3 separate regions of the Homo sapiens genome follow, and all the other regions are linked to region 1. Evidence: read pairs that join two places in POLR2A ChIA-PET (ENCODE). Cell type or tissue: OCI-LY7. All regions are shown on one strand.

Region 1 (4,000 bases):
TCCAACTAAAAACTGCGCAAAGAACTTGAGTGGACATTTCTCAAAAAAGATATACCAATGGCCAACAAGCACATGAAAAGATGCTCAGGCTGGCTGCAGTGGCTCACACCTGTAATCCCAGCACTGAGAGGATGGGGTGGCAGATGGCTAGAGCCCAGGAGTTTGAGACCAGCCTGGGCAACATGATGAAACCCTGTTTCTACAAAAATTACAAAAAATTAGCCAGGCATGGTGGCATATGCCTGCAGTCCCAACTACTTGTGGGGCTGAGGTGAGAGGATCCCCAGAGCTCGGGAGGTCAAGGCTGCAGTGAACCGTGATCACACCGCTGCACTCCAGCTTGGGGGACAGAGCAAGACCCTGTCTCAAAACAAACAAACAAACAAACAAAATCATCCTATGATCCAGCATCCCACTCCTAAAGAATTAAAAGCAGGGACTCAAACAGATACTGTGCACCAATGTTCATAGCAACACTGTCAACAGAAACCAAAAGGAAAACAAGCCAAATGTGCATCCGCAGATGAGCGAAGAAACAAAGTGTGTCCATCCATACAATGAAATAGGATTCAGTTATAAAAGGGAATCGAGGCTGGGCGCGGTGGCTCACACCTGTAATCCCAGCACTTTGGGAGGCCGAGGTGGCCGGATCACGGGGTCAGAGATCAAGGCCATCCTGGCTAACAGAGTGAAACCCCGTCTCTATTAAAAATACAAAAAATTAGCCGGGCATGGTGGCGGGCGCCTGTAGTCCCAGCTACTCGGGAGGCTGAGGCAGAAGAATGGCGTGAACCCGGGAGGCGGAGCTTGCAGTGAGCCAAGATCGCGCCACTGCACTCTAGCCTGGGTGACAGAGCGAGACTCTGATAAAAAAAGAAAAAAAGGGAATCGAGCATTAAAGTATGCTACATCATGGATGAACCTTTGCAATATTAAAATAACAGAAGCCAGACACAAAAGGTCACATATTGTGTGATTCCATTGATATGAAATGTACGGGATAATTAAATCCATAGAGACAGAAAGCAACTTGGTGGATGTCACAGGGACCTTTGTTTGAATCCCAACTTTGCCATTTATTGGTGGTCTAACCTTGAGCAGGGCATTTAACCTCTCAAGATTCCAGTTTGTTCATCTGGAGAATGGGGATGACCGTCAAGCCCACCTCAGCAGGGCATCGTATGGGAACTCTGAGCTTGGACCCGCTCAGCAGTGTTTTTTTTTTTCTTTTTGAGACGGAGTCTCGCTTTGTCACCCAAGCTGGAGTGCAGTGGCACAATCTCGGCTCACTGCAACCTCTGCCTCCTGGGTTCAAGTGATTCTCCTGCCTCAGCCTCCTGAGTAGCTGGGATTAAAGGCGTGCACCACCACGCCTGGCTAATTTTTGTATTTTTAGTACCGACTGAGTTTCACCATGTTGGCCAGGCTGGTCTTGAACCCCTGACCCTCCTCGGCCTCCTAAAGTGTTGGGATTACAGGCGTGAGCCACGGCGCCCGGCCCCTGCTTAGCACTTCTGTCATAGGCTCCTGTAACACGTGCCATTTCCAGTTGTTTTGTATCTGGATGTCACGTTAGACTGGACCCCATGTTGGCAGGGACTGCAACCGCTGTGTTGACCACTGTGCTTCTGCCCTGAGCACAGTCCCTGGCACGTTGCCGTCACAGTCTGGGAGGGGAGAATGAAGAGTGACTGCACATGGGTGCGGGGTTGTATTTGGGGTGAGGAGAACACTTTGGAGCTAGATAGCGGTGGTGCCTGCAGAACAGTGAATGTTTTAAATGCCACTGAATTATTCCTTTTATTTATTTATTTATTTTAGTTTTTTTTTGAGACAGGGCCTCTCTCTGTCACCCAGGCTGGGAGTGCAGTGGGACAATCATAGCTCATTGCAGCCTCAACCCCCACCAGGCTTAAGCCATCCTCCCACCTCAGCCTCCGGAGTAGCTGGGAACACAGGTGCACACTACCATGCCCGGCTAATTTTGTTTTTCTTTTTTCGGGGACAGGGTCTCACTATGTTGTCCAGGCTGGTCTCGAACTCCTGGGCTCAAACGATCCTCCCACCTCGGTCTCCCAAAGTGCTGGGATTACAGGTGTGAGCCACTGCACCCGGCCCGAATTTTTCACTTTAAATGGTTCATTTTACGTTACTTGAATTTCACCTCGATAAAAAAACAACAAGGCATCTGAAGTTGTCCACAGGCTTCACACAGCACGTGGAAAGGCGGGCCGGGGTGACTCACCCCTCTGGGGGTCAGGAACGCCGTTCTGGATAACTCGCATCCCCCTGGGGATGTGAGTCTGAGCTGCCCCGGCGAGCGCAGCTGTGTGCAGGGCCCGCAGTTCCTGTTTCCGTCGAGCCTACAGCCCAGAGAAGCGTGTGCTTCTCCCCACGGAGGTGGGTCTCCGTTTCAGGGTCAGACCTGAAAGCATCGGTTGCGTTTGCTGGAGTTGTTGTCAGCATGTTTGCCGCTTTGATTTAGAGGCCGGGATAAAGGGCGATTATCAAAGGACTGCATGTTCCCGGCATGGCCACGATGGGCCCCGGCAGTGTCCCTGGAGGCAGCAAGCTCACTGGACAGGAACAGAGGTGCCATTGTGTGTGGCTAAAGCAGCTAGAAAGTCAGTGCTTCTCTGCTGCACTGTGAGGCGGGAAGAAGATGTATTTCCACCTCGCGGGGCACCTCGTGTCCTGTCTGGGGGGTCTGTGGGCACCAGTGTCCACCCAGGTCCTGCTGCAGAAAGTGGGGAGGCCAGTGGCTCTGGGGCCCTCATTTGGATTTTTTGAGAATTCGTGCCTCCACGCTTTGTCCAAAGCTCTCCTGAAAACCCCTTCGAAAGTCAGGCACAGCCTAGTGAAGGTGCTGTTCCCACGGTTCATGTCATGTGGCCCTGGAAGGTCTCACTCGCTGCAGGTGACCGGGGGGCAGGAGGACATACAGAAAGGCTTCAGCCCACGACTGCCCTGGTGACGCGGGTCATGTCCTCACCCTCACGCCCCCTCATTGCCCCTTTATTTCTGGCATTTCCTTCCTCGGTGGGAGGCCCCCTCTCTGGTGCTGCAAATAAACACCAGACCCCGCCCATCAATCACACCTCTTCAGTGACACAATGACACCCTTTCTGTGCATCAGTGCCCTGTGCTGTCAGAGTCTCGTGACACAGATTCAAACTATTTGGGGATTCTATTTTGGCCAAGCACTGGCCAGTTATTTAACAGGTATGGATTATTTTAACCTTTGTAATTACTGCATAAAGCAGGTGTTACTAAATCCATTGTACGAATAAGGGTACTGACTCAGGTTGGGATTGGCCAAGGCAAGAAGCTGATTAGTGGTGGGGCAGGATTCAAATGTCTGAGTTACTGTTTTTTATACTGTAAGTTCAAAAAACAACAATAACAAAACAAAAACCAAAACAAACAAATAAAAATAAATAAGTAAACTGTAAGTTTAATAAGCTGGCCCTATAAGTAAACCAGTTACTGGAGGCATTCTCCCTCCAGAGCGAAAACAAGAGATTTCTGTGGCAGCTGTCGTATATTTGTAGAGATGGGAGTGATTTGGATAGATTGTTTAACGGTAGGCGCGGGGTCTTCACACAGCCCCTAAATCACCAAATGTGACTGCCTGGTCTACATGCACCAGAAGCTGCTATTTGACAGCTTTACTTAGCGAATGGCTTAATCACGGCATTTCCCCCTCGAATTGATGTAAAGGTGACTCCAAGAGCACAAATTCATTGAAAGTGTTTCTGCCACCATCCCCTTCATGTATACATCAAAGAAAATCAAGAGTAGGATGCCCCTGAGGCCATGGCGTGAGCTGGAATGCTCTTCTCCAACTCATGGTGTTGTCTTCTATATTAGTCTGTTCTCTCATTGCTATGAAGAAATACCTGAGACTGCATAATTTATAGAAAACAAGGTTCAATTGGCTCACGGTTCTGCAGGCTGTACAGGTCGCATAGCACCGGCAACAGCTTCTGGGGAGGCTTCC
Region 2 (4,000 bases), 56 kb after region 1:
TGCTGTCTCCAAGGGAGTCACAGGTGTCTCAGATGTGAGAGGATCCCGGGGAGATTGAGCTTACTGCCTGGGAACTTTTGGATTTCTGGAGAAGCAGGCTGTGGTAGCCTGGCTCTGCGTCAGTGAATACCTGGGAAAGGAGCTGGAGCTCTATTTTGCTTGCTTTCTGCATTCGTTTCTTTTAGAGCTAATGGGGACACAATATTTTGAAGTTTTTCCATTTCGGGTCTACAGCATTTAGTGGTATTTTCCTTATAGTTATGTTTTCCAAATACTTCTCAATTTCTTTGGTTCTGACATTTCACAATGATTTTAAAAAAATGTAATATGGAAATTAAACTTGAGGTTTTCAGAAGCTGCTTTCAAGGTGTCTAGATACAGAGTGAAGAATGTCACAGTAGGAAGTGCACTGGACTAGGGGAGTCAGGAGACCCGGGTTCTTGTGTTGGCACCATCACTCATGAGCTACGAGGTGACTTCAGGCAAGTCCTCTCTGAGCCCCAGCTTAATCATGGCACAATTGTAGGATTGCTTTGAGGGTCAGACGAGAATATAGGAAAGAACTGCAAAAGCTGTAAAGCACTTAGGAGCTCTGGGAGAGTTGAGAGCTTCAAAGCCAAGGAAGACAGCCCACACTTCAGAAGAAGTGCTGCAGCTGCACATTTGTTCGTTTAATCAGGAATTGTTTATGAAGCAATGTGTGTTACATGCTGGGTGTGAGTACCTCTCTACTCCTTCCCACTAGAGCAGAGAGCTTTTAGTCTGGGATGGAAGACGTATTAAATACAGACTTATACAAATAATTGTTATTAATATAATATGTAATACAGTGCAATTAAAAACAATAATTCATATAAGACACATGTTAAATGCACACTTACACAAAGAATTGTTACAAGTATCTCGGGTGTACAGGGCGGTTTTATTCCTGCGAAGTGCTTCCTGGCTTGAGTGAATACTTTTATGGTGCTGGAGTTGAGAGATAACACAGTTAACTGTTGAAATTGGGCCATTCCCGTTTCACAGGCTGCCATTGGACCTGTCAAGTGCCTGAGTCATGTGATAATGGGCTACATTGCGCAGGGCCCCTGGGCCATCTCCACAGGAGATGCCAGAGGACGAGTGCCCACTTGCTGGTCTTCACAGAGCACGCTGAAAGTAAGAGGCATGTGGGAAACTGACCAGGGCGGTTAGCTGACTCCAAAATTGTCCAGATTAGCAAAACTGCCCTCTGTGGATCTTTGTTAAAGTTGGGTATGGTATTGTAGCAGTTTCTCCAGTCAGGTACCTTGTACTAGCGAGTCAACTTGATTTTTTTTTGAAAAAGCAATTATTTAATAATAATATTTACTTCCAGGAATTCTAGGTACTTATTGTCTTCATCTTGTCCATTTAGGTCTGTAACCTAAAAGTTTTAAAGGACTTTTTGGTATGAATTCTGATTAGTAAAGGTAGAGGAAGAAAGGAAATTATTTGGTATCCATTTCAAATGATCCTGAATGGTTAGGGTAAGCTTTGCTGCAGTGACAAATAGATCCAGACATGTAATGGCCTCACAATAGACGTTTATTTTTCAATCCCATAACAATCTAAGGAGGCTACAGGTCATGGTGGTGGTTGGAGTTTGTGTGTGTAGGTGTGGGGAGGGAGGGTTCTTTTTAAAGCAGTAGTCCGAGGATTGAGGCTGCTGGAGGCTCTTCTATTTTGAACACCCGGCTTCTAAGGATGTCCTGGGAATCAGCTTCCCAGTTAAGGGGAAGAGGAGAAGAGTGGAGGGCAGGTCTGGAAGAGGCGTGTGCTGCTGCTGTTCCCATTGCATTGGCTGGCACCCAGCGGTAAGGCGACATCCACCTGCACGCAGGACTGGGAAGTATAGCCCAGCTGTGTGCTCAGGGAGAAGAGCAACAACATTCTTTGCAGCAAAACCTGAAACACTCAGTTTCACTTTCTGTGACTTGTTTTGTAAGTTGTTTTCAATAAAGAAGATTAAAAAAAGAAGCCAGGCAAATGAAAGCATAGGGGAGGAGTGGCAGACACGCAGTTCTCACTCTGCGACTGCAGGAGTGTCTCTTGTTTCCCCCTTGTGCACTTTGAGGAATGAGGGGATAGACGTGGTCCCTTCCTTTTAGTTCCCCGTAGCAGAGTTCTTGTAAGGACTCGTTCAGGGGAGACTGATAAGGGTCTCATCTCCATCGGGGGACCTCACCAGGGCATGGAGTGGGTCAGAGTGGGCTGGGAGGGGATAGACTGTCATCAAGGTGAAGAGATTTGAGGGGTGGTGGAGGGCTAAACTCCAGATCTGACCACTTCAAAGTCAGCAAAGGCCAGGAATTGCTGGGGTAGGGCTAAAAGCTGAGGGTTAGCAAAGAGAGGTGGGTCCTGGAATGGGGACCCCTGGGGTGGAGGACAGAGAAGTCACACTGTTAGAAAGCCGTCACAGAAAAGGCAGTGTGGGAATGAGCTTACTTAAGCCTAGGGAATATTCATTTGACAAAATGGTTTGTGTACATTCTGGTTTTTCTACCCTGACACCTGAGGGCTCTAACACATTTCTGTTGGTTATTGTGGAAGAGAGTGTCCAAGGGTGGGAGCACAGATGCCGAATTTGGTGTGTAGGAGACCAATTTCAACAACTCTGGGGGCCTTGTAGAGTTTGCAAAGCCCCGTAAGTGATTCTAATCTCTCTGCACCCACAAGAACCCCTAGTTTAGACACAGCTTCCCTTTATCTGTGGTCATTCACCACAGATAATTTCATTCCCTAAAGAATCACAAGCAGCTTCTAACAGTAAATGCCCTTTACAGGAGGTGTAAAGTGCACTTGCTGTGTAGAGAGGGAGGCATACCATGAGCTTTGCGTGACTCAGGGAAGGAGGATTTTTATGGAAGAAGTAGCATTTGAGCATTCTTATTTTGATAAAGTTATTTTTGAACTGCTTTTTAAAAAGGTATATTAATAAGAATAGAAGGGTGATTAGAATTCTAGTGTAGTGTTTTGGTTTTATTTTTAACCATTTAGCAAGAACATTAATGCTATTAAAACTGATGTGCCTTAGGAGACCCTCAGATTGGTGTGGTAGTCACATATTTCTTCTGACGTTTCTGTTGCTAGGTGTTGACATAGATTTAGAGATAGGTGTTGTCACCCTCAATGTGGGTGGCTTGAGTACTTACATATATATTGTCTCATTCTCTGAATTCAGCATGGCAGGTTATTATAATCCTCGTTTTCATAAGCAAGGCTTTGGCGATGAATATACCTGCCAAGTGTGGGTCTTCTCCTGCACCCCACAGCCTCGGAGGGGCTTTAAGGGAACATTAAGTGTAAAGCGTGTAATTGCAGAGGAGGTGGACACAGGGCTCCTGCGGAGGAGGTGGACACAGGGCTCCTGGCTCCCAGTTCAGAGCATCACAGCACCTCTCTCTGAGACCAGAGATACAGGTTAGTTTTCCTGACCTCCAGCTGACGTTAGAAAAGTTATTTTTGATACATATATCCAATAAGTCCAAGGGGTGGGGAATCCAATAAAAGTGTTAATAAAAATCCAATAAAAGTACCAGCTCTCCCGCCAGCCAAACTATGGCTGGTAACGCCATTCCAGTTATATAGGTTACTTATCTTAGTGCACAGAGGCCAGATCACCAGTCTAAGCGCCCCTCCCCCGGTACCGAACCTCAGTTCCTCCCAGGGTGGCTTCATGCCAGAACATATTGGAATATACCGGGACTCCCTTGAAGCAGAACACAGTGTTCCAACACTCCCATTAGCACTTTCTGTTACTCCTGTGTCTTTGTTAGATTTCTGCAAACACTTAATCTTCGCAACAAGCATTTTGGATTCAGACGTATTTTCTGAGATAAATACATAAATAAAAATCTATCCTGTTCATATTACCTTTTCCAAAGCAGTTCCCTTTGGGACTGAACATTTTTGATGTTCTGTCATCAGTCTGTTGTGAGCTACCAGGGAGGTCTCCCTGTGGGAGCAGTTCTGTAGTATA
Region 3 (4,000 bases), 110 kb before region 1:
AAAGCAGTGCACCAGACTATACAACTATCTGTAAAACAGATTCCAGGCCAACCATACTGTTCTGCATGAACCAATTTAAGGTATTGAATCAGTTATCTATAACTCAACATAAATTGTCACTGTTTCTCAGATGTTTTTAATTATATCCACTGTAAGAAATATGTTTGATATTATATTCCGGTACCTACAAGTTCATACATGACTGGAACAAAAATTTCAAAAAAAAATTATGTGTAATACAGTCTGATACCTTCTATTCTGTTTCATTTAAGAGTTCTGGGCTGGGTGTGGTGGCTCATGCCTATAATCCTAACACTTTGGGAGGCTGAGGCGGGTGGATCACTTGAGGCCAGGAGTTCGAGACCTGCCTGGCCAACATGGTGAAACCCCGTCTCTACTAAAAACACAAAAAATAGCCAGGTATGGGGGCACTTGCCTGTAATCCCAGCAACTTGGGAGGCTGAGACACGAGAATCTCTTGAACCTGGGAGGGAGAGGTTGCAGTGAGCTGCACTGCACTCCAGCCTGGGTGACAGAGCAAGACTGCATCTCAAAAAAAAAGAAAGAATTCTAGTTGTGACACATTGAATTTATTTTACAACCCACCAGTGGATTAATTGCATTCAGTTTGAGAAGCATGGTATTGAATGTTACATGTAAACAAAACAATCTATGCAGGATCACTTTGTTTCATTTTTCTTTTTTCTCCCAACACCTGGGAGTACTTGGGAATATCTTCCTTTTCTGTTTGTACAAATATTAGAAAGTTTCCCCCTGGGTCTTGGTTGTCTAATCTTTTTCTTTTTAATTTAGTCTTAACTGTTTTCCTGATTTATTTTTATTTTGCTCTTCCCTATGCTGAAGATTTTAGAAAATGTAATTAGAGTGTAATAAGAAGTCTTATTGTTAAAAAAAAATACGCTGCTTTAGTACTTATTAATATAATAATTTGGTAGGGAGGAAGATAATCAGACTTGAAATGTACAGCATTAAGATATTCTGAAAACATTTTTAAAACTATTCATTTCGCTAACCCCCAAAAGAATGAAATGAAATGGGTCTCCTTTTTTCTCCTACATTTCACTAACACTGATCAGTTTCTTAAACTGTTTAATATCATTTTTAGTGTCCTTAGTGAGAAGTAGCGTCTTCTGTATAATGTAATTTAAAAATATTTGCCAACATTAAATGTGTGATTATTTCATATGATATCTTTGAGGCTTAATTTTAACTCTTAAAAGATTGAAACACTTTCTGTTGTGCATTATAAGCAGGTGTTTAGTATTTCCTTTTTCTTCCCATCCTTTAGCTCCACCTTTAGCTATTTTTATGCCATGTGAGAAGCAAAGCAGAGCGCTTCTAAGAGACACCATTGTGTAAGATAGTAGATTTGTTAGAAATAAAACCAGGTGCACACTTTCCTCAGGCTTCCCAGAGCGCTTCTAAGAGTCATCATTGTGTAAGATAGCAGATTTGTTAGAAATAAAACCAGGTGCACACTTTCCTCAGGCTTCCCATCTTTTAAAAGATTGTTTTTCAGATGGTATTAAAATTTAGATGTTTACAAGTAGTAACGTAAAATATATAATATGGCTCTCCAAATATATTGCTGTCTATACAACTCTTCTCTGCAGTGTGGTTATAGTTTTAACCACTTCACCTTATGGAAGCTGTGCTGCTGTTTGTTTAAACAGAAATATCTATATCCTGGGGCTGTGATCTAGCATATTCAGTCTTACCTGTCACATTAGTCAGGAAAGGTTATGAAGATTTTTTTTTTTTTTTTTTTTTTTTTTTTTTGAGACAGGGTCTCACTCTTGCCCAGCCTGGAGTACAGTGGTGTGGGCTCCAGTTATCCTCCCACCCCAGCCTCTCGAATAGCTGGGACTATGGGCACATGCCACCACTCCTTGCTAATTTGTTTATTTTTTTGTACAGTGTCTTGCCATGTTGCCCAGGTTGGTCTCCTACTCCTGGGCTCAAGCAGTCCGTCCGTCATGGCCCCCCAACATACTGGGATTACAAGTGTGAGCCACCACTCCCAGCCCAAAGTTTTGTTTGTTTGTTTGTTTTTCTTTTTTTTTCAGTTGTTACAAAGTTATTACTCTGATCTTTTTCTTCTTCATCTGATAGGGATATAGGCAGACACTTAGCAAGTTCATATTATATTTATGTGAGAATGTTTAACTTTTGATTTGTTAAAATCTTTTAATTAAATACCTGAAACTTCATAGTTTATTCCCCATTACTAAAGTTACTGTCCCCAAAATAAAAACAAAACAAAACAAAAAATGGAAAAGCTATGCTAAGTATCTGGGCCCCTACCCCTTACAAAAATGATGTCTTTTCTACATAAGGTGCGGAAGTGCTGACTGCACAGTTTGTACAGAAAACCAAATTGGATAGGAAAAACCAAGAAGCTCCTATTTCTAAAGATGTTCCAGTGCCAACAAATGCTAAAAGGGCAAGGAAACAAGAGAAATCTCCAGTCAAAACTGTTCCAAGGGCTAAGCCACCTGTGAAGAAATCTCCACAAAAACAGAGAGTAAATATAGTAAAAGGCAATGAGAACCCCAGAAACAGAAAGCAGCTACAACCTGGTAAGAAATACTCTTCCTATAAATTTAAACACCCCAATACAGATCTAACAGAGAGTGCAAGATAATTTATTGAAATAGTGTAAGAGCAGTTGCAATGTCCCAATAATTTTTTCTGTGTTTTTCAGTTCAGACATTAAAAAAACTAAGTAAACTGGTTTCCTAATGTAAATAAATTAGGAAGGTACAAAAGCTCAAACCTTCAAAAACATAGAGCCTACTTTTTACTTTGCAAAAAGCCTGAACATGAATTGTCTACAAGCATTAAAGTATAAATGGCCTTATTTATGACTAAATGCAGAAGCAAGTAGTATCTGGCATTATTTTTCTAGACCATTATCAATTATAAAAATAGAAGATTATAAGTTTATCTAAAGGGAATTATAAACAGACTGTCCAAAACTGTCAGTAATCCAGAATCCTGTATTTAGTTTTATTTATTTAGAGACAGGGTCTCACTTTACAATCACTGCAACCTTGACCTCCTGGGCTCAAGGGCTCCTCCCACCTCAGCCCCCTCAAATAGCTGGGACTACAAGCACGTACCACCATGCTCAGCTAATTTTTTTGTATTTTTTTACAGAGACCAGGTTTTGGCCAGGCGCGGTGTCTCACGCCTGTAATCCCAGCACTTTGTGAGGCCGAGGTGGGTGGATCTTGAGGTCAGGAGTTCCAGACCAGCCTGACCAACATGGAGAAACCCTGTCTCTACTAAAAATACAAAATTAGCCAGGCGTGGTGGCACATGCCTGTAATCCCAGCTACTCGGGAGGCTGAGGCAGGAGAATCGCTTGAACCTGGGGGGCAGAGGTTGTGGTGAGCCGAGATCGCGCCACTGCACTCCAGTCTGGGCGACAGAGCGAGACTCCGTCTCAGAAAAAAAAAAAAGAGAGAGAGACGGGGTTTCACCATGTTGCCTAGGCTGGTCTTGAACTCCTGAGCTCAAGTGATCCTGCCTGGCTCAGCCTCCCAAAGTGTTAGGATTACAGGCATGAGCTACCATGCCTGGCTGAGAATCCTGTATTTGGTTTTAAAAGGCATTAATTTTAAAAGTAGTTTTACTGATTTAACTTTGCTTAAGTAAAGAATCAAGTTTAGTCACATGAACTGCTCCAGTTTTGTATTTTCAACTGCTAGATATAACCTCTGTACTAGAAAGTTTTGTTGTCACCTTAGTGAGACAAATACCAGCTTTCCTCCTGGATCTACTTTCCTTAATTTTTTTTCCCTTTGGTATTGATTTTTTTGTGGTGTGTGTGTATTTTTTTTGTTTTGTTTAACGGAGAGACTTCATTCTCTCCTATCTTTCTATGAGTTTTCTGTCTGGTTTTCCTGATTCTACTTTCTCCCTCATCTATTACTAGATGTTACTATCTCACAGAGAGTGAGAATTCAGAGAAAGA

Evidence for each region. ChIA-PET counts read pairs that join two places held together with the same protein. Peaks named below come from ENCODE experiments on the same cell type or tissue, not always from the same donor. Only the 100,000 strongest peaks of a DNase experiment are listed, where the experiment ranks them.
Region 2: POLR2A ChIA-PET joins it to region 1 with 6 read pairs; 13 of 35 experiments call an interaction of 5 or more read pairs at or near these places.
Region 3: POLR2A ChIA-PET joins it to region 1 with 5 read pairs; 3 of 35 experiments call an interaction of 5 or more read pairs at or near these places.

The regions. Positions count from the first base shown.
Region 1 is chr10:5,838,124-5,842,123 of GRCh38, forward strand. No RefSeq gene overlaps it. Among named protein-coding and RNA genes, the nearest start is that of TRV-TAC3-1, 14 kb to the right of the region's middle. RefSeq lists enhancers at 1,901-2,200, 2,411-2,590, 2,871-2,920. In OCI-LY7, no CTCF peak of the experiment used is centred here; DNase peaks (open chromatin) are centred at 2,328 and 3,008; H3K4me3 peaks cover 2,133 bases; H3K27ac peaks cover 2,584 bases.
Region 2 is chr10:5,894,030-5,898,029 of GRCh38, forward strand. The region is part of intron 1 of FBH1 (F-box DNA helicase 1); the gene reads left to right. Among named protein-coding and RNA genes, the nearest start is that of FBH1, 5.8 kb to the left of the region's middle. In OCI-LY7, no CTCF peak of the experiment used is centred here; a DNase peak (open chromatin) is centred at 1,942; H3K4me3 peaks cover 523 bases; H3K27ac peaks cover 1,484 bases.
Region 3 is chr10:5,732,947-5,736,946 of GRCh38, forward strand. TASOR2 (transcription activation suppressor family member 2) reads left to right here. Exons shown (of 22, transcript NM_001321783.2): 13 at 2,358-2,600. Among named protein-coding and RNA genes, the nearest start is that of TASOR2, 50 kb to the left of the region's middle. In OCI-LY7, no CTCF peak of the experiment used is centred here; no DNase peak of the experiment used is centred here; H3K27ac peaks cover 356 bases.